Regions from separate parts of the Mus musculus genome. Here region 1 is linked to region 2. Evidence: chromatin loops called from intact Hi-C (ENCODE). Cell type or tissue: gastrocnemius. All regions are shown on one strand. Each heading gives the region's core, and the rest is flanking DNA. Links, peaks and the distances in the headings are about the cores only. Region 1 has its middle 8.9 kb from the start of Lect2. Region 2 holds the start of Gm45623 (predicted gene 45623).

Region 1 (10,550 bases), core at 3,646-8,645, 200 kb after region 2:
GAGCACCCGGGAGAGCGGGTCCGGAGGCAAGCCACAGCTGCGGGCATTGTGGGATCCTGCCACCCACTGAAGCCAGGCACTGCAGTGCAAGCCTTCACTCCTAGGGGGCAGGCATGGTGTGGGTGGCAAAGACAGGTGGATTCCAGGGGCTTCCTGGCCAATGGGTGTAGCTCAAATGATGACTTCAGACTCTGTGCGAGACCCTGTCTTAAAAAGCCGGAAAGCCGGGCGTGGTGGCGCACGCCTTTAATCCCAGCACTTGGGGGCAAAGGCAGGTGGACTTCTGAGTTCGAGGTCAGCCTGGTCTACAAAGTGAGTTCCAGGACAGCCAGGGCTACGCAGAGAAACCCTGTCTCGAAAAAAAAAAAAAAAAGTAACGTGGAGATCAACAGGGGAAGATACGTGACACCGGCTTCTGGATTCTACATGCGTACATTAACCCAGGTGGGTACACCAGTGTTTGCACATGCACATACTCACAGAAAGTTTAATCGTGCTCAAATACTTGATCACATTAAGAACAAAGCCCAGGGGCTGACCCTGGTCTTATCCTTCAAGTCGCTCACTTTCACAGAGAAATAGGAGACACCTGAAGGATACACATGGGGTTATGGTTCTGAAGGAACTTAAATGCCTCATAAAAAAAAAGTTTGTTTTTTTGTTTTGTTTTGTTTTTTTCGACTGAAAACCGTTTCATGGCAGTGAAAACCTGTGGCCAGCTAGGAGAAAGGTGTGGCACAAACAGGACTGGTGTGTAAGAAGGTGGGAAGGTTCTTTGAGTAGAGGGAAAGGAAGAAAGACGCACAGGATTGTCGAACTCCTCCACAGGGACTCTGCAGGGAAGATGTGTTCCATGGGAAGAAAGCAGGTATCCCGGAAGGTCCTGTGTAACTCGTCTCTCTAAGACCAGGTTTTCTGATGTCACCTGTGCTCTCGCTGGGTTTAGAACTCACAGCTGAGCTGACAACCTCCTGGTTTTGCTCCTCTTCTTGCCGTTACTCCTGGGCAGGCAGACATTGGTGGGGAGGGGCAGGGACCTTCCTAGGGCCCCATCGTGAGCCGATCCTATTATCAGATGCATTTGAGTCCATGCCTTGTTTAATTCCATCCTTCTGGTCACCTCCTTGTCTATCTACTTAGAAGACTGGGGCTGTTCTACCCTGCCACCCCACACACTCCATCTTTAGGTAGCCTGATTCTGCTAGCAGGCTCTCCAGGAATAGACCTCTTTCCTTCTGGCCATTCCATGCTTGGGCTCCGTCGGAAATCGTCATCACACACAGACCTCGGGGAGTCTCAGGGATGCTGCCTTGGCTGCCATTCAGAGAGACTGTGCTTGGATGGGGGTGGAGGGCGTGGATGTAGGTGAGTGCTTTCCATGGGTCAAGGTCCAACAGTTGTGGCTTTGTGTGAGCTCCAGTGTGGTCAAGCAAAGTTTAGCAGCAAACAGAGCAGCAAACAGTAAAACAAAAGGTGCTCTGTCCCCTTTGAGAGAAACACCGAGGACCCTCATCCCTGGAGTCGTTAATAGAGAATTGATACGCAATGGAAATCCTTCTACCTTGGCAAGACAAAGTTGGCCTTAATTTTTTTTTTATTTTTAAAGGCAAACATAATTTGCTGGAGAATAAAAAGAAACAAACTTCAACAGAAAAAAAAATGTTTCAAAAGAAATGCTACTGATCCACAAAAGAACAAAACCACTAATCACTTAGTAGGTGATTGTCATTTCAAAAGTCGCTGAGGAAAGGTCCTCTTCCAACTCTTTGGTTCTCCTGCAGTGCCTCGTCTTCCTTTGGGACTGAGGAGGCCTGGGGCCAAGTTCTTGGTCTTTCCCTGTGGGATCCTCCCTGCCTGTTTCAGCGTGCCTTCCCCGTGTCTCTCCAGAAGGCCCTTCTCTTCCCTGTCATTGCTCCTGGGAAATGACAAAGGACTGAGGCAGAGTGCTCTCTAGACACTCTGGAACGTATCTCAGGAATGCTCTCCCAGCTTACAGTTTCTCCTCCTGTCTTATTGCTCCCCTGACTCTTCGTCGACCATGGTAAACTAAACAGACCCCGTGGATCCTTGAGATTGTAATTAGGTAAGTGAAATCAACAAAATGAAGTTCCCTGAAGTCCTCGGGTGAGGCCCACAAGTCAGGCTCCTGCAGCAGGCCTGTTCTAGCTCAACTCCAAGTCAAACCCATTCGTTATCTGAAGCAAAGGTGCCAGGTGGCCCAATGGTTACTTCATGTCTTCGTGGCTTGGCCATGGTCTCCAGAGGTTTGTTCAAACCCCAGTGGAAGAAGGTGCCTGGGAAGTAACTTATTTTGCCGATGAGATTAACATTTAAACATTTCTCTGAAAGCTAATCATTACCTTTGTTATTTGTCTGCGAGTGTGTACATGAGTAGGCAGACACATGGCACAGGGAGTGCGAGGTCCTAGGGTCTTTTCCCTCCTTCCACCATGCAGGTCTGAGAGAGTGAACTCAGGTTGTCAGAGTTGGCAGACCACTAGGCCATCTGTCCTGCCCCAGAGCTGCCTCAGATTAACATTTAAATCCACAGACTCCAAGTTAGCAGATCTCTCTATAAAACGAGGTGCGACTCATCCAATCAGCTGAAAACATCCTTTCAAAAGAGAAAATGCTGCCTCCTGAACACCTTTGGACCTCACGTTGCAGAGTTAGCTCTTTCCAGCTCTCTCCAGTCTGCCTACCCTGCTTGCCCTCACAATTGCCTGGGCAAATTTTTAAAAATCTGTTTATCCTCTCCTTGTCTTTCAACCTCCCTCTCTTCTCCATCCTTTCTTTCTCTTTCTCCCTCCCCACTCTGGCTTTCAGAAGATGCCTCTAGGGCATAAAGATTGTATTTTCCTAGAAGGTTCTACTTCCCACCAACAGCCTGCCTAAGACTTGCTTGAAGCCAGGCAACCCACGTAAGGTCACACCACATTTTGCAGCCTCGGGTCTAACGGAGTTTCTTCACTTAATAGCCCTGATCTAGCAACAGCAGGATTCTCTCAAATCTTTAACTTCTCATAAAACATGTTCACAGTAAACCTTGAAAACAGATAAAAGCCATGGAATGACATACCCAGCCATGACATAAATGTTTGTGACTGTCCAGCGATTACAAGTGTACCCCCTCTGTTAGTCTCCATCAGAAATGTTCCCAGGGTAAGGCCAAGTCTCCCTGGAGGTAGCAGAATGTCAGAAATAGGCCAGCAGGGAAGTATTGCTACCTCTGAAATGTGTCACAGGCTGAACTGGCTAGAGGATGTTCCTGTTTCTCTCAATTGTCCTGTCCCTGTATCCACACTCATTCTTCATTCTGTCCCCTGAGCTTTACCCCCTGAGGTACCGACCTTGTTTGGTCTGCTTGCCTCCCTACTGGGAGATCCCTCACTGTGGCATTCAGTCCTCTGACCACACTCAGAGTCCAAGCCTCATGGACCGGATTTCTGATCACTCATCGGTAGGAAAGACATTCTTGTTGACAATTTCTATTTTTAGGAGATGCCAGTAGCTAGAGGAGCATTCTGATCCCTGAGCAGATGAGCATCCCTGTAACGGTGGAGTTATCACTCACTTTAAGACATTCAGCTGCTCTGAGTCAATCAGAGCAATGGTGCCAAGAGGTGCATCTGCATGTGGTGCAATTTCTGGGTTCAAAGCTCAGTGTCTACTGTGGCGTGGGGTAAGCTAAGTTTGTGTTTCCCTAGGTGGCCATTAACTGTTTGCTTCCTCTTGGTCAAAGTCTCAGCAGCAGGGGAAGCTGAGTGAGAGGTGTGCCTGCTGGGACCCAGTGTTTGGGACGTTCTGGGATAGTTTCTAGAAATCAAATCCCAGGCAGAGTTTTGAAGACAGGAGAGTCTCAGCTGAAAAGACTGGCTTTCAATGAGTCGGTGCTGAGTCTTGCTGGATAGGCTGGAGTATCTGGATGGTGCCGACTGAGTCCCATGCTTTGTCTGGTACCAACTATCACGAGTCTTTTGACCATGAAAGCATGCCAGAGACAAAATCCTCTAGTCTCTCACCAGGAGACAACTGTGTGTGAGTGTTAACACTGGAGCTGTCATGGAGACCCAGACACTCAGAAGGCACCTTGAAGTTGTCTGCCCCCGGCACACAGTGGCTAGGTCCACACACATTCATTCCACTTAGCTGTGCTTCCTGAGGAGTATGTGTGTGTGTGTGTGTGTGTGTGTGTGTGTCTGTCTGTCTGTCTGTCTGCCCGTGATATCATCTTACCTGTCAGGATAGTTATTATAAAAAAAACCAATAAACTCAAAGAAATTAAAAACCCTTATGTGATCTTGGTGAAATAGAAAACTGTAGCAGTTCCTCAAATTTTTTTAAATTTTTATTTTTATTTTATGGGCCAGGGTATTTTGCCTATATATGTGTCTATGCACCACAAGTGTGCAGTGCCTGCAGAGGTCAGAAGAAAGTATCATATTTCCCAGAACTTGAGTTACACAGATCGTTGTGAGCCACCATGTGGGTGCTGGGGATCAAAACTGGATTCTTTGCAAGAATAACCATTGTTATTAGCCACTGAGCCATGTCTCCAGCTCCGCGCTGCTTAAAATGTATAACTACCATGCGACTTTGCCATTCATTCCACGTAAACACCCAAAAGAATAGAAACCAGGGTCTCAGATGCCTGCACCTCTATATTCAATGAACCATTCACATACATACCCCCCCACACACACTCAATGCAATATTACTCACAATAGTAAAGATACAATCAAATGTCAGTCAATAGAATTGAAGTATCCACCAGTGACCATGTGAGTATGGTAGAACATTATTCAGTCTTAAAATATCCATTAGCCCAACATGGATAAACGTGGAGGACATTTTACTAAAGTAAAACAAGCCAAGCACAGGAGGTCAAGGTCATGATTCCACTTATGTGAGATTGAGAACAAAGAGGCAAGAACAGGAAGGTGGTTGGCGGGAGCAGGAGAAAGCAAGACATAACAAGCTCTGCGGGCATAAAGGTTTAGCCAGAGAAGACGAAACGATTCTAGAAGTAAGCCGTACATTCCACATGGCAGCTGTAGTTCACAGCGGTGGCATGTGAACGTTAAAGTGTGTTGTGAGGACAGAGCTCATGTTTACTGCTCTTACCCTGAAAGAAAGATAACAACAAACCACATTTGAAAAAGGGCAAGAAGCGTCTGGTGATGGTGGACATTTGGTACCTCGACTTGGGTGATGGCATCTCGTGTATGTACATATATCCAAACACATCAAAAGGCATAAATTAAAGGCGTCCAATTTTGTATATCAATTCTAGATAAATAAATCTAAAAATAATTGAAGTGATGTTTTAGAAGATGTTTTTTGGATATAACTTATAAATCACAAACTGCTAAAGGTGAACACAAACTCAGAATCTCATTAACATTCCAAGCTTCTATGTGGCTAATAATGCTGTCCAGGGAGTGAAAATACAACCCATGTGACAGGACAAAACATGAAATTAGGTACCTGAAGAGGTCTAGTATCCACAATATGTAAAGATCGCTGACATTGCAACAACAAAATGACAAATAACACAAAACAAGAAAATCGGGCAAAAGATTTCAATAGACATTTCTCCAAATGAGAGAAAGAAAGGGTTAGTGTGCCTTGGTCCATGAAAATACACCCAGTGTCACGAGTCAGCAGGCAAAAGGAGTTATAGTACAAACCTGAAAGTCTACCTCTCACTCGGCTGGAGGCAAGTGTTGGCAGAGTTGAGGGAAAATCAGACTCAGACATCACAGGCTCAGTGCAGATCAAAGCTCACCTTGTTCAACACAGTTGTGTCAGCAATTCCTCCTCTATGTGTCTATGTGTCCACCCAAGGAAGCTGAAACCTTATCCCCACAAAAACCTGTACACTGAGGGAGCTTGAGTGATGGCTCAGAGGTTAAGAGCACTGACTGTCTTCCAGAGGTCCCGAGTTCAATTCCCCCCAACCACATGGTGGCTCACAACTATCTATAATGGGATCCAACAGCTCACAGATGCACTATTCATGACAGTTGTGGCGCATTTATACTGTGAATGGACCTGGGAAACAATACTCAAAGTGAAAGAAGCCAGACACAAAATATCAATGGTTACATGATTCCACTCATGTAAAAGATCCGGAATGAGTAAAGACCATAGAAGGGAAAGGTAGACTCTGAGTTATGGGGGTGGGCAGCTGGAGGCAATGGAGGGAGGGTGGCTGATAGTGTGTATCTTATTTAGAGGCGATGACAGCATCCTGGAAGGAGAGTTGTGTTGTGATTCTGTGAAGATATTAAGAAGCCAGGTGTTATAAAATTTGAAAGGGTTTTATGTCATGTGACATTTCAATTGAAAAACTAAATCTGTCACAGGTGCAAAGACACAGACATTTATTACATATGGTATACTTCTTCCCTCCATTTTTAAAGAGATAAGGACACCCTGACTGGCCCTGTTTAATCTGGGGCTGCTGTGCTGCCTGGCCAGCCTCCAGGGACACACTGTGGAAAATAAGCCTTTGAGCAGAAAAGGAAGTCTGGACATTCGAGGTTCTGAATCTGTTTGGTGACCTCTAGTGGGGAACAATTTTTATTCCATTTCTTCATGGGAAAGGGGACAATTTCACACAGGACCACAATAGTGGTGGGAAAAGCTCTAAATTCTTTGCCTTTTAGGGTGTATAAACACTTTCCCAAGAACTGGAGTCATAGAAAGTATGTTTTGTGTTGTGTTGTATAGGAACTGTCTCCGTTGAACATCATAATCCTTACCGATCTACCTACCTGTCTCTCAAGCTGCCACCTCTCTCTGTGTGCTCATTAATTTGGTCCCCAGTCACTTGAATCACTCTCTCTACATCCAAGACTTGGGTACTGGAAAGACTCAGAGTGAGACTTTGGATTAAATTCCACTCTACTAGGCGTGGCCAGTGGACTTTAATCCTCATGCTAACATCAATGTAGTTTGATAGATCCCAAGGCTTGACTAGTGATGTCTGCTTTGGACACATGAAGAAATCCATGGCTTGTATCCTGCACTCTTGCCAGCTAGAAATAGACAATTTTTCTAAAGGGGCCTCTGACCAGAAAGTCTCCTGTGATATCACTCCGACCTTGAAGTGCTACATTACCCGTGCTACAAAGCTACACTGTATGTATAAACTATACGTTGTATCAAGAGACAGTGGTGCCTTCCATTGCTTACACCAAATTTAAAGTAAACAACCAAGCATGGTCTCTAGTCTGCTGTAAGGGCCACGACCCTGCCCCATCTATAATTATTCATTTCAACAATACACAAAGAAATGGCTTGCTGAGAAATGCTTGTTAGGTTCTAGGGTAAGCTGACTACCTCCAGCCACTAGAAAGCCTGGACTTCATCCCCTATGTTAAAATTATTTCCTATCAAATCCCCCTCTTTTTATTTCACCACCCAAAATGTTCCCACTAATTCCCCATGCTTAAAATGGTTTCTGTTTCATTTGGATGTGCGTGTGTGTGTGTGTGTATGTGTGTGTGTGTGTGTCTGTCTGTCTGTCTGTCTGTCTGTCCGTCCATCTGTCTGTCTGTCTGGGGGAGGGAGGGGAGGATTTGGTAGAAAGGGTATGGATTCATCACTACAACAAGGTCCCCAGTGCCCAAAGCATCCACAGAAGCTGAAATGTGCATGCACTGACTCTCTGACAATGACTACGATAGGCAGGCTTTATAGCTAGAGAGGCTCTGGCCTTATTTTAGATTTCTGAACCCACATGGTGAGAAGCCAGTGGTCTGACACCTTTAGGTAGGTTCTTCTGAGAGAGGACCAGCAGGAAGCCTGGGATGTTTGGTCACCAACAGTCCTTTGAAGGTAAGGTTACCTCTCCCCCTGCCCCAGCTTTATTCAAAGGCTTTCAAACTACAGGTCAAATAAAAGATCAGAGATACTGATATGAAAGTGCTGACCAACCCACACATCCAACAACTGGGAAACAGATGAAGAAAGGCTGGTTTACCGGACTCAGAAAGACAGGCGTTGCCTTTCTAGCCCCAAATCTTCAGCAGTGAATGCATAACCCATTGTAACCATAGAAACCAGGATTGTATAGCAGGACCATTGCCAGGATTGGGCACTGGGGGGAGCAATAGAGACAGGACAGCAGGATACAAGTAATCTCATCAGGGAGATGGGAAGAGGGGCTAGCAAGATGTAAGTGAGCTGATGGGGGAACAGGGAAAGTGCAGAGTCCTTAGGGAAGAGGGAGGAGGTAAATTCAGGAAGATGAAGGAGGGAGGTAACATAACAATATGTACATCTGGAAAAGCCACAAGAAAAGATACTATTTACATAATTTAGCGTATGAAAATACACGCATAATTTAATAAACTTTTCTCATGGGGTTGATGGCTCTCTCTGCAAGGGACAAAGACCACCTGATAAAAACTCCAAACCAGACATTAGCGGCCCTCTTTGGAGGTCTTGCCCAGGGCTAAGAGATTCCCCAAACATACAGCCTACTGCTATTGTCCTTGGTTGTCTCCTAGAGGTAGAAAGTAAGTCCCCTTTGCTGATGGCACCCTGCACTTCAGAAGCAGGGCCCAGAGGCTCACAATCTGGAACTGACCCCGATGCCCCCTCCCTGAGGACTTGCTCTCATGGTACCCTGTGTACAAGCTTCCAAAGGAGGGGTAAATGGGTGCTGGAGACAGGAAAGAGAAAGGAGAAATGTTGTAGCTAAAATAAAATTTCAAAAAGAAAAACAATGAAAGAAAGAATATGCAAGTATTTTTTTTCAGCTGTAAGGAAGAACAAGGTTACACCATTTACAGAAAAATAAAAACAACCACAGGCAATCATATTAAGCCAATCAAGTCAGCTCAGAAAGATGATATCGTGTGATTGCTCATTTGTGAGCCCTGGGATTTGTGTAGAGAGAGAAAATCACACACAGACACATAGAAGTAGAACCATCAAAGGGAACAAAGGGGAATTTTGGGAAGGGTGACAGAGGGCAGGGAGCAGTCTAGAATGGGGAACGTGCCTACAGCACCTTACATACCTATTGAAAACGGCCTTGCGTGGTTCTACAGAACAGAATGTAAAATATTAGCGTCCATACTCTCTGATTTTTCCCACAGCTGAGTAAGACCAAAACGGGTGCATGTCAGTTTCCCAAATGGGAGTTCCCAGATCAGTCCTGACACATTGACCCTCTGCAACATAATATTCTATAAAGCAGCCTCGGGGTTTTGTTTTTCTTTGCTTTTAGAGTGTTATGCCCCGACTCTGCAGGAAGCCCAGGGGAGCTCAAGAACTGCAGAGTCCGATGCAATTGTGCATATTGGTTTTATTGTTATTTTTTATTTTTTACTGTTTTCGAGTCAGACTCGATCACAAACCTTCCTACAGCTCAGGACAGGAGTGCGACCAGAAGCTTGGAAGGCTTGGCACTTATATATAGCATGGTTAGAGATTCTTTGAATGCTTAGGGTGATGGGGGGTGGGGGAGGAGGATACGGTGAGTCATAATTCAGACACGATACCATTTGGTAGGGCGGGATCGCATGGCTGAGAGGGGGATTCTTGTGACCTACGAACTATCTTTATGGGCCAACCAGGAACTAGTTTTATGGCTAGCTATAACTGTCTGTGACCCCCGATCACCCTCTCTTCCATGATTCAAACATGGGACCCTAATCTCTTTTTTCCAAGGACAGGCACCAGCTGCACCTGGGAAGCGCCCTGCTGGCTATCAGCAAGAGTGCTAGCCTCAGTGTCACAGAGGCAAGGGAGGCTGTCCTCTGTCATTATTATTATTATTATTATTATTATTATTACTCTGTGTAGCCCTGGCTGTCCTGGAACTCACTCTGTAGACCAGGCAGGCCTCAAACTTAGAAATCTGCCTGCCTCTGCCTCCCAAGTGCTGGGATTAAAAGCGTGCCTATCCATCTTACTCAAGCTGGTACCTGTGGCTCCTCTTAGGTGCAGCCATGGAAGGGGAGAAGTTTGCTGCAGGAGAGAGCAGGGGTTGGGGGGGAAAGCAGAATGCTTGCTGTGGGAGAGAGCCTGGGGTGGGGGAAGGGAAACGACTTTGAGAAAGTGCAGAAGCAAGCCTCCTGTGCATTTCAAGAGCTATGCTCTAACACAGAAGTGAGTACACATATATTAAAATGTTGATATTCGCCGGGCGTGGTGGCGCACGCCTTTAATCCCAGCACTCGGGAGGCAGAGGCAGGCATATTTCTGAGTTTGAGGCCAGCCTGGTCTACAAAGTGAGTTCCAGGACTGCCAGGGCTATACAGAGAAACCCTGTCTCGAAAAACAAAAACAAAAACAAAAACAAAAACAAAAGCTGATATTCCAGAAAAAAAAGGGGCAAGATGTGTGTGTGTGGGTGTGTGTGAGGAAATGCATGTGACCCAAATGGTTATGGATATTTGTTTTATACTGACTTGAATTTGGGGATGGGTTTTGCTATAAAAATGCAATGCTTATATAATAAGAACATTAAATATAGCTACTTCCTAAAAGTCAGGGGGGGAAATCAGGATAATTTCCAAGAAGAGACAATG
Region 2 (10,550 bases), core at 3,054-8,053:
GAGCCCCCCGGAAAGAAGGAACCTAGTTAAAGAGCTGCCTCCATAAGATTGACCTGTGAGCTTGTCTTTGGGGTATTTTCTTGATTAATGATTGATGTGGGCAGGCTCAGCCCACTCTGAGTGGTGTCACACCTTGGCAGGTTGGCCTGAGCTGTTTAATAAAGCAGGCTGAGTAAGCCATGGGGAGCCAGCCAGTAAGCAGGACCCCTCCACAGCCCCTGCTTCAGTCCCTGTTTTAGTTTCCCTCAATGAATCATAATCCACAAGCCAAATAAACCCTTTCCTGTTTTGGGTCAGTGTTAATCACAGCCACAGAAAGCAAACTAAGACAGAGACCATTAGCTTTTAAAAGCACAAGTGATTGTGATGTGAATCAGAAGAGGTCCCGGGAGGAGACACTGAGACCAAGCTGATGAATACTGCCCCGGCCCTTTGGGTTGCTCAGAAGACCTGCAGAACACCGCTATTCTCGCCAGAGTGGGTGATCAGGAACAAGAGACTCAGGCTGGATGATGGCTTGGCATGTCTTGAATGCCCTTCACTTGCTCGGGTATCTTCTTGGATGCCACAGCTCCCCACTGAAACTCGGCACCATCTACAAGGAGTGTGATCCGAAAGGCTTTTCCCAAGAAGCAGCCCCCTCTCTAACTGGGTGACGCCACCCACATCTTCCACGCCCCAGACAAGGCTACCCATCCTTCTCTGGACAGGAGTGGGAGAAGTTCTTTCCCCAGCAGAGCGGGGATACAGGGAATCAAAGCTGACTCCCAGGGAAGAGCCCCCAGGACGGAGATGCCTGAGTGTCCTCGCTGGAAGCTGAGAGGACAAGATGCCCTCATCACAAAATGGCACTGCTGATGGAGCTTCAGATTTAGATTTGAAATGCCACTTAAAGGACAGCTTCTCACTCCAACGTCTCCACACTCCGTCACGAGTCAGGCCATGGGCCTGCGTGTCCCTCTCTCCCTCCCTGCCAAGGCTAACAGGAAAAGCACTCCTCAGGTCTCCTGCATGGTTGCCTGGTCAGGGGACCTTTTTCTGCCCCTACCCATAGCTACAATCCCCAGAGCAGCTCACTATGACCTGCAGCTTTCCTTGGGAAAGGACAGTACTGTCCCCATGGCAGAGGGGAAATTTTAAAAAGGGGGGGGGGCGAGTAAGAGCTGGCCTTCTCAGACTAAGGTGCCAGGAAAGGGTTGGCTGGAGCAGTGGGTCACTGGCCACTTATAAAACAAGAGAATAAATCCTCATCCAGTCACCCTCGCCATCCCAGGGGGGACAAGCTCCAAGACGTCTCAGATACCCACATTCTTGAATACCCAAGTCCTTGTATAAAACGGAACATTATTTGCATGTGATTTGCAGCACACTATCCTGTAGTTTATTTATAATCCTAATTCAATGTCAATGCTTCCTAACTAGCTATTATCCTGCATTGTTCACAAAGCAACAACAGAAAAGAAAAAAAAAAGGCAAACTGGTTAACACATTCTGTTTTCCTGAATATTTTCTCCCCCAGCCAGTTGAACCTGCCCATGCAGACAGGGAGGGCTGACTGTAGTTTTATGGGGAGACAAACCAAGTTGCTGGGAAAGTCATAGTTTCCCATCTGAAATGAATACCCTCCTGCAAATGGGCTCTCTCCCTCTTTTTGCCAACTCTGTGTTGGATGGATGGAGAGGGGCTGGTGTCAAAAGTGGACACTCTCAGAGGCTGACCAAGTAATTCCAGACTGGTTGGTGTCCATGGACTCGGGCTCTGTGCGGGCCAGGCCAGCTACCAGGAGCTCCTACTGAAGAGCCTCCTCAAAAAGCCTGGGCTCAGAGGTTTGGCCTTGTCTTCTGGGAGTGGTATGAGGCAAATGGGCCCCTGTCTCTGCCTCACCAGGACTGATCCCTGAGAAGAGCTGGTAGCCCAAAGCTCCAGCCTGTTCTCCCATGGCCTGGAGCAACACCAATCCCCACAGGTGGCCCAACTGTGGTATGGACTGGTAGTGAGTCCCTCAGCCTCCTGATGAATGCTGCTCCAGCCACAGGGCTGACTGTAGGTCACAGGGGCCATCCCAGTACCTCTTCATCAGGCTGCCTATGTAGACTAAAGAACTGTCCCTGCAGGTCTTTCCTCTTAGAGTTCCTATTGATGTGAAGAGACACTATGACCAAAGCAACTCTTATAAAGGAAAAATATTTAATTGGGGACTGCTTTGCAGTCCAGAGGTTTAGTCCGTTACTATCACCTCTAGAAACACGGGGGCACACAGACAGACGTGGTGCTGGAGAGGTTGCTGAGAGTTCTACAACTGTATCATCAGGGAACAGGAAGACAGACTGAGCCACACTGGCCTGCTTTGAGTGTTTAAAACCTCAAAACTTGCCCCCAAGGGACATACTTCTTCCAACAAGGCCATACCTACTCCAAGAAGAACACACCTCCTAATATTGCCTATGTGAGCCTTGGGGGGCGGGGGGGGGGGTGATTCTCATCCAAACCATGGGCCTGAAAGCTACGTTGGCAAGTTTGATCTTCTTTCCACACTCGGAGCCTTTGTCAGGTTTTTTTTAAACATTGACTTTGATTCTGTTTTCTGTACTAAGTCAATGCTCACTTTTAAAACCAAATCCTGAGTCTTATTCTCAGAGAGGGCCCCAAAAAGTGTACAAACTCCAGGCTTCATTCTAGACCTGAGAATGGACCTCGGAAGAGCACAGGCAGGAAGCTGCTGAGAGCTCTGTTCCCAGCAACAGAGGCTAGGCCTGGGCGGAAGCAACCCCAGCAGAAATGTAAACCAGAGGAAGAGGTAATCTGCCCAACGATGTCCTGAAGCCTGGAATTCCAGTGGGCCTGAAACTACTGACCACAGACATGACACACTGAGCCAGCCCGGCCTCACTCTGTAACTTCCCCAGCACTTGGGAGGCTGAGGCAAGAGGACTGTTGTCACAGGTTCAATGACAGCTTGGCTACAGTGAAAACATAGCTTGAAAAACAAACACGGTAGAGACACTGACCACAAGGGGGCGCTCACCCCAGCCCAGACACAGGCAAGAGCTATGGTTCGCTCCAAGGCTGGGAAGATTCAGAAGGGAGGAACTGCCTGCTGGGGCCAGAGCCAAGAGAGAAGGCTTCTGGGGAAGGGTGAACCCCTGCCACCTATTTCTTCTCCCAGAATTCAACACGCTACAAAGGGTCTCCGGCCCCGGCCCAGCAAAAGGATAGCTTCCTGTTGAATCAGCACACTCAGAACTACCACTAAGTCCTACATCATGCCTCACAAGAGACTCCAATGGGGCGGCATTTGCTTGGGAACCTCTCACAGGCCTGGCTGATAGAGTTCTTCCCCCACCCCTTTTCCAGAATCACCCCAGTACTGTGACTGCTGGGTGGCTTCTTGTACCTACATATCCTATTCATCGTAGGTGTTCCCATGTGCGTCTCAGAGGTCCCCCTCCAACAGGGTAACATTAGTTTTTCCTCAGCACAACCCAAAGAAACCAAGAGACGGAAAAAGCAATGTTACTATGCAGTTAGCTTGACATGGAAGCTACCCCGAGAAGAACAAAGCCACCACCCCTCCCAATGGTTAGTAGGCCTTTCACAGATAACCTCGGCAACTGTAGCCAGTGATGACCCAGTTGTGGTCATTTTAAGAAATAAACAACAAATAGCCCCAAGATTAGACTCCAAAATGACCCGATTTTCCAAATGAGAACAGGCAATAGGCTTGGAGAATGGACAGGGAAGTGTGAAGGAGGAGTCTCGCAGAAGGTGGGGTTTACTATGCCAGGAACGGGTACCTCCTCTTTGTCCTCAGTCCTGGCAAATCCATGCGTCTCTGGTTGAATCAGAAGCTGGGGCAGGAACAGTTAAAACATAAGAATAAAAACCTACTCCCAAACCAAAACCTGTTCTGCAGGAAGGGTATCTCCAGAGTTCGCTGAGAGGAGGTCTGAGCCCACCCACGCTCCCTCACAGCAAAGTCTCTTCATCTCGGACCGTCACCCCCAACCTGTCTGGCAATAAACGGTTTCACAATGGTTCCCCGAGCATTTAGAAGAAACAGAAATGGCTTCACCAAGCACTGCACCGTTTCAGCAAGTTTACAAAATCCTGGGGCTCAGTGCTCCCCATCTCTCAAGTTTCCACTCAACAGCCCGGCAAGTGGCTGACATAGCAGGAGGGCGTCCTTACCCCCCCCCCCCGCCCCTGTCCCCCAGGTCTCTGCAGGCAGGCACCAGGAAAGGCGCGCATGCCACTTAACAACTGCGTAATGGGAGAGAGGTCTTTGTGAGTTCACAGTTCTGTGGCCCCTGCCTGTCAACGGCGGCCTCAGAGCCCCCTTTTATAATCTTTCTCAAGACTTAAATGTGTGAGTACACAAAGCGCCCTTAATGGAAGGTCGCTCTGGCTTGTATAAAAAGCTGTGTAAACTTCATCTCTGCATTTACTCAGTACCAGCCTTGTTTAATTTCCTGCCCGTGGATGTTCAGGGAACGTGATCAACCTCAGGGCTCCGAATATCTTTCAGAAAATCAACTGTGGCTTCCCCATCGATACCAGAGGGCTCCCCAGAAGGACAATATAGATGTACCCCCTCCAACTCTGTCAAGGAAAGGCAGCTTGACAACGTGCTCCTGTATAGACTGCGTGGACACCCCCAGATGGTGGAATTGGAGGCTCCCTTACAGTACAAACACATCAGGGTGACCTTGACAAGTGACTCCCCTTCCTGGGTTTTATCTCTTGCCTGGGGTACATACAGGAATGGCAGTGTCATCATGGGCTGCAGTGCGGGAGATGAACCCTAAAGCTCAAGCCTGCTCCATTTGGGATAGGGCCATGAACAGAAACAGTCTGCCATGAGGGAAAACTCAGACGACGTCAGCATCCTTCAGTGCCATGTGGGAGGAGTGAGTGGCATCAGGGACCTCAGGATCAGAGATGACCTTTGTCCCCGCCATGAGCCTGTGGTGCTGCAGGGACCCTCCCTTTGCACCAAGCCCTCTTCACAGACCCATGTTCCACAGCCTTGACCTAGAAACACAACCTGTTTCCTGAGTAGGGAAGTCTATCCGCTATCAAGCCTCCCTATACAATCCAAAAGCATTGTCCGTCCCAGGATGCCCCTTCCCACCTGAGCTGCCCACACAGCTGCAGGGAACCCACTACCTGGGCTCTCATCTAGCCAGGCTGGTGCCCAGCTCAAGCGTGTAAAATGCCTCACCACTTCCCATCCAGAGCTCAGGAGGGAATTCCAGGCCAGGCCCCAAACCGAGCCAGCCAAGCCTTTCAATCAAGTCGCACAAGGACCCAGAACTACTCCTCCATCCCGGCCCTACCCCACGAGGACCACTGTGTGGCTATGGTGCCAGTAAGACCTGTTCTGGTTTGGCATGTCTGTAAAGTCCCACCTCTGTTCACATGCTGTGAGAAATAGGTCAGGCCTACAGAGAAAGTGACTCCTGCCCCTGCAACTGTGGCCCTGCATTGGTTATGTGACGGTGTCCTGTGCTAACAAGGATAAAATTTGGCACCTCTCCAAGCCAGCTTTCCCATCAGATAAGGGAGTTGTTGGTCTAAACGGGAGCCAAACATGGAGGCCCAGAGACCTGTGTTCTTTAAGCACAAGGATTGATTGCCAGGACCAAGGCTGTCAAGGTTGGCAACTGAGCGGGTGTGGGCAGCGCTGAGTTTGCCTTTGCCCTAACTTCAACAGCGCCCCCTCCTGGCCCAGGGAGGCTCTGCAGAGTCCCCCACAGGGAAGCGCAAAAGCCCTTGGAGCTCTTCAGTGAATGGTAGTTCATCACTGTGCTTGGGACCACAGTTTCAAGTCCGAATGGGAGTGCCCAGGGTGCGTCTGCAGCACCAAGAAGGGGTTTGTGAGGATGGCCTCTGGCCAGGCACACCTTGGCCACTGTTCATACTGAGTCCCCACAGTATGAACAACTCATCTTCAGGCCATTTTGCCCAGGTGAATTCCGTCTGAGCAATGGGCAGCCAGTCACTGGGGTACTGTCTTTGCAAGCCCAGTGTGCAGTGGGGAGAAAGGACTGGCTAACTTCTCCTTCCATTGGCTCGTTCAACAGACATCCTAGGTTTTCCCTGGGTACTCACTACATATGGGGGGGGGGAGGCATAGACATGCACTTGACTGGTTGTGTCAAGCTCTCCCACAATCGGTGAGGTAACAAAATTGACACTAGGGTGAGGAGTGAGAGAGAGACTGCCTGCTGAGGAGTGTGGCAGCTGCTGTTTGCCTCCTGCATGAGACAAGGACTTGCTACTCCCCCCCCCCCCTCCACACACAAACACACACACACCACACACACCATCCCCAGTCCCTCGGACTGCCCACTAGAAAGTTCTAGTTACCAAGCCTTTCCCAGGCCTCTCCATCTGAGTCGCCCATGACCAGCTCACGTTCTCTTCTTGACTCTTTATGGGAGAGTGGAGCAGGCAAGGGTTGCTGAGCAAGTGACCAACTCCCGCGGAAGCCTGAGTCCCCACAGTATGAACAACTCATCTTCAGGCCATTTTGCCCAGGTGAATTCCGTCTGAGCAATGGGCAGCCAGTCACTGGGGTTCTATGCAAACTGGCAACACCTGGGGGCAGGGCAGGGGGGGAAAGAAATGGGGATGTGGCAGGTGTGAGGGTCTGAGCAAGAGCAGCTTAGAGAAGCTTCCTTCCTGGTCGCAGTTCTTCACTGAGGGACATCAGGGCAGGAGCTCAGCCTGCAGGCAGGAAGGGGAGCAAGAGCCACCGAGGAGCCGGGCGTGGTGGCGCACGCCTTTAATCCCAGCACTCAGGAGGCAGAGGCAGGCGGATTTCTGAGTTCGAGGCCAGCCTGGTCTACAGAGTGAGTTCCAAGACAGCCGGGGCTACACAGAGGAACCCTGTCTCGAAAAACCAAAAAAAAAAAAAAAAAAAAAAAAAAAAAGAGCCACTGAGGAACTCTTCTCACTGGCTTGCCTCCCATGGCCTGCGTTCTCATGCTATGCGACCCTGGATCACCTCCTCAGGGATGGCACAGACACCTCCCACAAAACCATTGCTCAAGAAAATACCCTACAGACGTTCCCATGGTAAATTTTCTCAGTTTGAGATTCCCAGATGACTCTTGCATATGGTCAAATTGACCATAAACAAACAAACAAACCAGCTCACCCCCTTAATTAAATGTTCTACCTGATGGCCTATGGCTGCTCATAAATCAGCCTCCCCACTCCCACCCCCACCCCCACCCCACCTCCAAAAAGGTAGACTTAGTACTGAGCCCAGCCTGTGGACTTTGAGACTCTTTTGCAGTTGTGCAGCCTTGGTAGGTGAGATCCTTACTGACTGCCAGATTCCACCCGAGGTAAGGTGCTCAGGTACCCCACTGCATACAAAGGTACCACGGTGCTATGACAGTGTGGGACATGAACTCTGAAGCCCGTGCCGTGCCCTATATTCAACCAACGTGTGGTTAGAGGCATGAATAGCAGCTACCAAAACCCCTCTGCCATGAGAGGGGACTCACTGTAGAGGCCAAGCTATGGACTCCCGGCCAGGTAGGCTAGGTTCAAATCCCAGCTCCTTCAGTCCCAGGCTTTGCAGATGGGAGGAAGAATGAGAACCCCACTGTCTTAGCGTCTTTCTCCGTTTCTTTTCCTCTTTCTCCCGCTATTCTGTTTCCTCTTTCTCCCGCTTCTCTCCTCAGTATCCTCTTTGGTGAGTGATGGAAGGCAGGCGGTCGCAGCGCTGTCCTTTCTGATCCTCAGTCATTGGTTCGCAGCCTCTCTCTCAGGGCAGTGCTGCAAACCCTGCCACCTCCCCGCCTCCCTCCCTCCCAGGACAGAAGCTGCTCCGAGCTCAGTCTCCAGCTCAGGCAGGAGCGCAGCGGTGAGAGCGCGTGAGGACAGGTTCGCTATAATACACCAGGCGTCTGGGAGGCTGCAGGACCGCTCCAAAAGGCCACCGCACCCGGGGGAGCAGAGGATCCGCGAGCACCGGCGCCCAAAGCAGAGCCCCGCACGCTGCTTCTGCATTCACCTGCACCCTTCGCAGCGGCTGCAGCCCAGGGGTGCTTCGGAGCTCACCGGAGCTGAAGAGCGGCTGGAAAGCCGTAAAACGGGCCCGGGGCTCAGAACTCTCCAGGTAGCAACAGACAGAAGCGGGAACTCCCGAGGTGCCGGGGTCTGCCGCGGCTGAGCATCTTGAGCGGCGGACGACACCACCACCACCCCCGCGCGCCGAGGGTCCCAGTGACCTCGCCGCCTGGGGGGCGCCGATTCCCCGCCAGGTGAGCGCGGCTAGGCGGGAGGGGAACGTCATGGAGGCTCTTAGCAGCGCCGGTCTACAGCATCAGAAGTGAGGTGGTCCTGCCGGAGTCGGCGGGTCCCCGCGGATCATGTACGGCGACGTGTTCAACGCCACTAGCGGGCCGGAGGCGGCGGGAAGTGCCGCGCTGGCCCCCGGAGCCACGGTCAAGGCAGAGGGCGCTTTGCCGCTGGAGCTGGCCACCGCGCGTGGAGTTCGGGACGGCTCGGCCACCAAGCCCGACCTGCCCACCTACCTGCTGCTCTTCTTCCTCCTGCTGCTGTCCGTGGCGCTCGTCGTCCTCTTTATCGGCTGCCAGCTGCGCCACTCGGCCTTTGCTGCGCTGCCCCACGATCGCTCGCTCCGCGACGCCCGTGCGCCCTGGAAGACGCGACCGGTATAGGGCAGGAGGAGTCAGGGCCGCGGGGAGCTTGGGTTTTGGCCTTGCAGAAAGCATCCAGCAGGAGCAGAGTAGGTTGGGCTTCGGAGTCTCCCAAAAACCATTTTGGACCTGGAGAATAAGGGGTGTTAGGAGGTTGCCTGGGGTCCTGGTCCCAGTGCCTAAAAGTACTCCCTAGGCGAGTACCCCCCTCCACCACCTACAACAGGTCCTGTCAGGAAACCACCCAGAAAGACCCACCCGGGCACAGGAGCCTTCCTTGCCTGCCTGGTGAGTTCCTGACTTTGCTCGCAGACAGGCAGCAGGCACCGCGAGCGCGGGACTAATCAGGAGCTGACTGTGCGGACTGGACTCCGGGGCCCTATGGGCTGTCTGCAGCTGCTCCCGCCTATCTTGCTCCTTAACACTGGGGATCCGATAGAGAAATGACACAAGGTTTCAGTGTGTCCTGCTTGGGTTCGAGTACCCAGTTTCCTCAGAGAGCAGGGGCTGAGGGATCTGTGGAGGGACAAAGGATTACATCCACCGCTGCGGGGGTGCTGCAACGGAAAGTCTGCATCTCGTGTCTCCACCCAAGACGTTTCTACAATAAAAGCTCACCAAATTAGATCCAGCACCGAAAACACTGATCATTGGTTGCACCGTTTGGGAAAGGGATTGTGAAGGGCCCATCCCCAGGAGGAATAGACCCAAGGCTGACCCACCTCCTCTGCGAGGGTCAGGTCAGTCTGAGCATACCTGCTGTCTGGGTTTCCCTAGCTTTTTGCTTGCTCTGGAAAGCGTTTGTTTTCTTTGGGGTTCTGTTTTCTGGCAGACTCCAAGGATAACCTGATCTGCTGAATGGTCCTGTTAACTGGACCCCGTAGAGACCCTCTCTGAGAGGCAGAGCTTTCTCTCATGCCCGTGCCCCCACAGCTGTCTTGGGCCTAAAGCTTTCAGAGCCCTGAGGCAGAGACGGGGCTTGGTGAAGTGAGGTCCTGAAAGGAGAGGGAGTGGGGTAGCATTTCCTCCCAAGCAGACAAAAGCCAGCCCCGAGATCCCCACGAGAACAATGGTGACAAAGAACTAGGGGGTGAGGAGGCAGGTTGTGACAACTTTGACTATTTTCTAAGTTAGCCTAGTTCCAGGAGGTGGGTTTGGTTTTGACACAGGGTCTCACAGGCCTGGCTGGTCAGGAACTCACAGAGGGTCTGCCTGCCTCTGCCTCTTGAATGCTGGGATCACAGGGCATGGACTACCATGTGCCCGTGCCCCGCCAACTCCCCCCCCCCCAGGGAGTTATTTTAGTGGGTGTGTAAAACACTCCCAGGAGCCACTTGGCTTAAAGACGTTCACTTCACTTGAGCTTAAGAGACATTTTTACTGAAGAGGAATTTGACATATTAATCCAGATAATTCTTAAACCATGCTGGAGTCAGGAGAGCTTTGTGAATCTGAAGCAGGAGAAGCACCCTCACCCCCACTCAAGTGCACAGACACAGGATTCTGACACATTGACATGGGATGTTGGAAATGTTCAGACGGCCAAGCAGGAGGTTCAGCAAGACTGAGCACCCCCCACACACCCCCACCCCCCTGCTCCTACCCTCACCCTAGAGAAGGTGGCAGGAGGAACTAGGAAGCTTGAAGACCTGGTCACACAGCCAGGCTCTAGAGCTCTGAATCCCCACATCCTTGGGTCCCTGTCGGGACGCCTCCTCTGTCCTATCTCCTCATAGAATCTTAGGTTATTATCTGGAAAAGGAACCAAACATCTTCATGTCCTCTACAAGGATACTGTGGCTAATGCACAGGTACCCTGATTGCAGAGAAAACTCTGGGCATAGATAGGTAAACCATGAGCCCCTTGCTAGC

The links. Hi-C counts contacts between places; a loop is a spot of excess contacts. Peaks named below come from ENCODE experiments on the same cell type or tissue, not always from the same donor. Only the 100,000 strongest peaks of a DNase experiment are listed, where the experiment ranks them.
Region 1: it touches region 2 in a loop (2.7-fold over the local background); 11 of 42 quality-filtered maps call a loop at or near these places.

The regions. Positions count from the first base shown.
Region 1 is chr13:56,552,133-56,562,682 of GRCm38, reverse strand. No RefSeq gene overlaps it. Among named protein-coding and RNA genes, the nearest start is that of Lect2, 8.9 kb to the right of the region's middle. In gastrocnemius, for the core only: a CTCF peak has its summit at 6,568 (motif pointing left); DNase peaks (open chromatin) are centred at 6,489 and 8,097.
Region 2 is chr13:56,751,129-56,761,678 of GRCm38, reverse strand. It overlaps Gm45623 (predicted gene 45623), which reads left to right and starts at 7,852. Exons shown (of 1, transcript NM_001378296.1): 1 at 7,852-10,550. The coding sequence starts at 8,388. The coding sequence ends at 8,699. In gastrocnemius, for the core only: a CTCF peak has its summit at 5,746 (motif pointing left); a DNase peak (open chromatin) is centred at 5,658; H3K4me3 peaks cover 189 bases.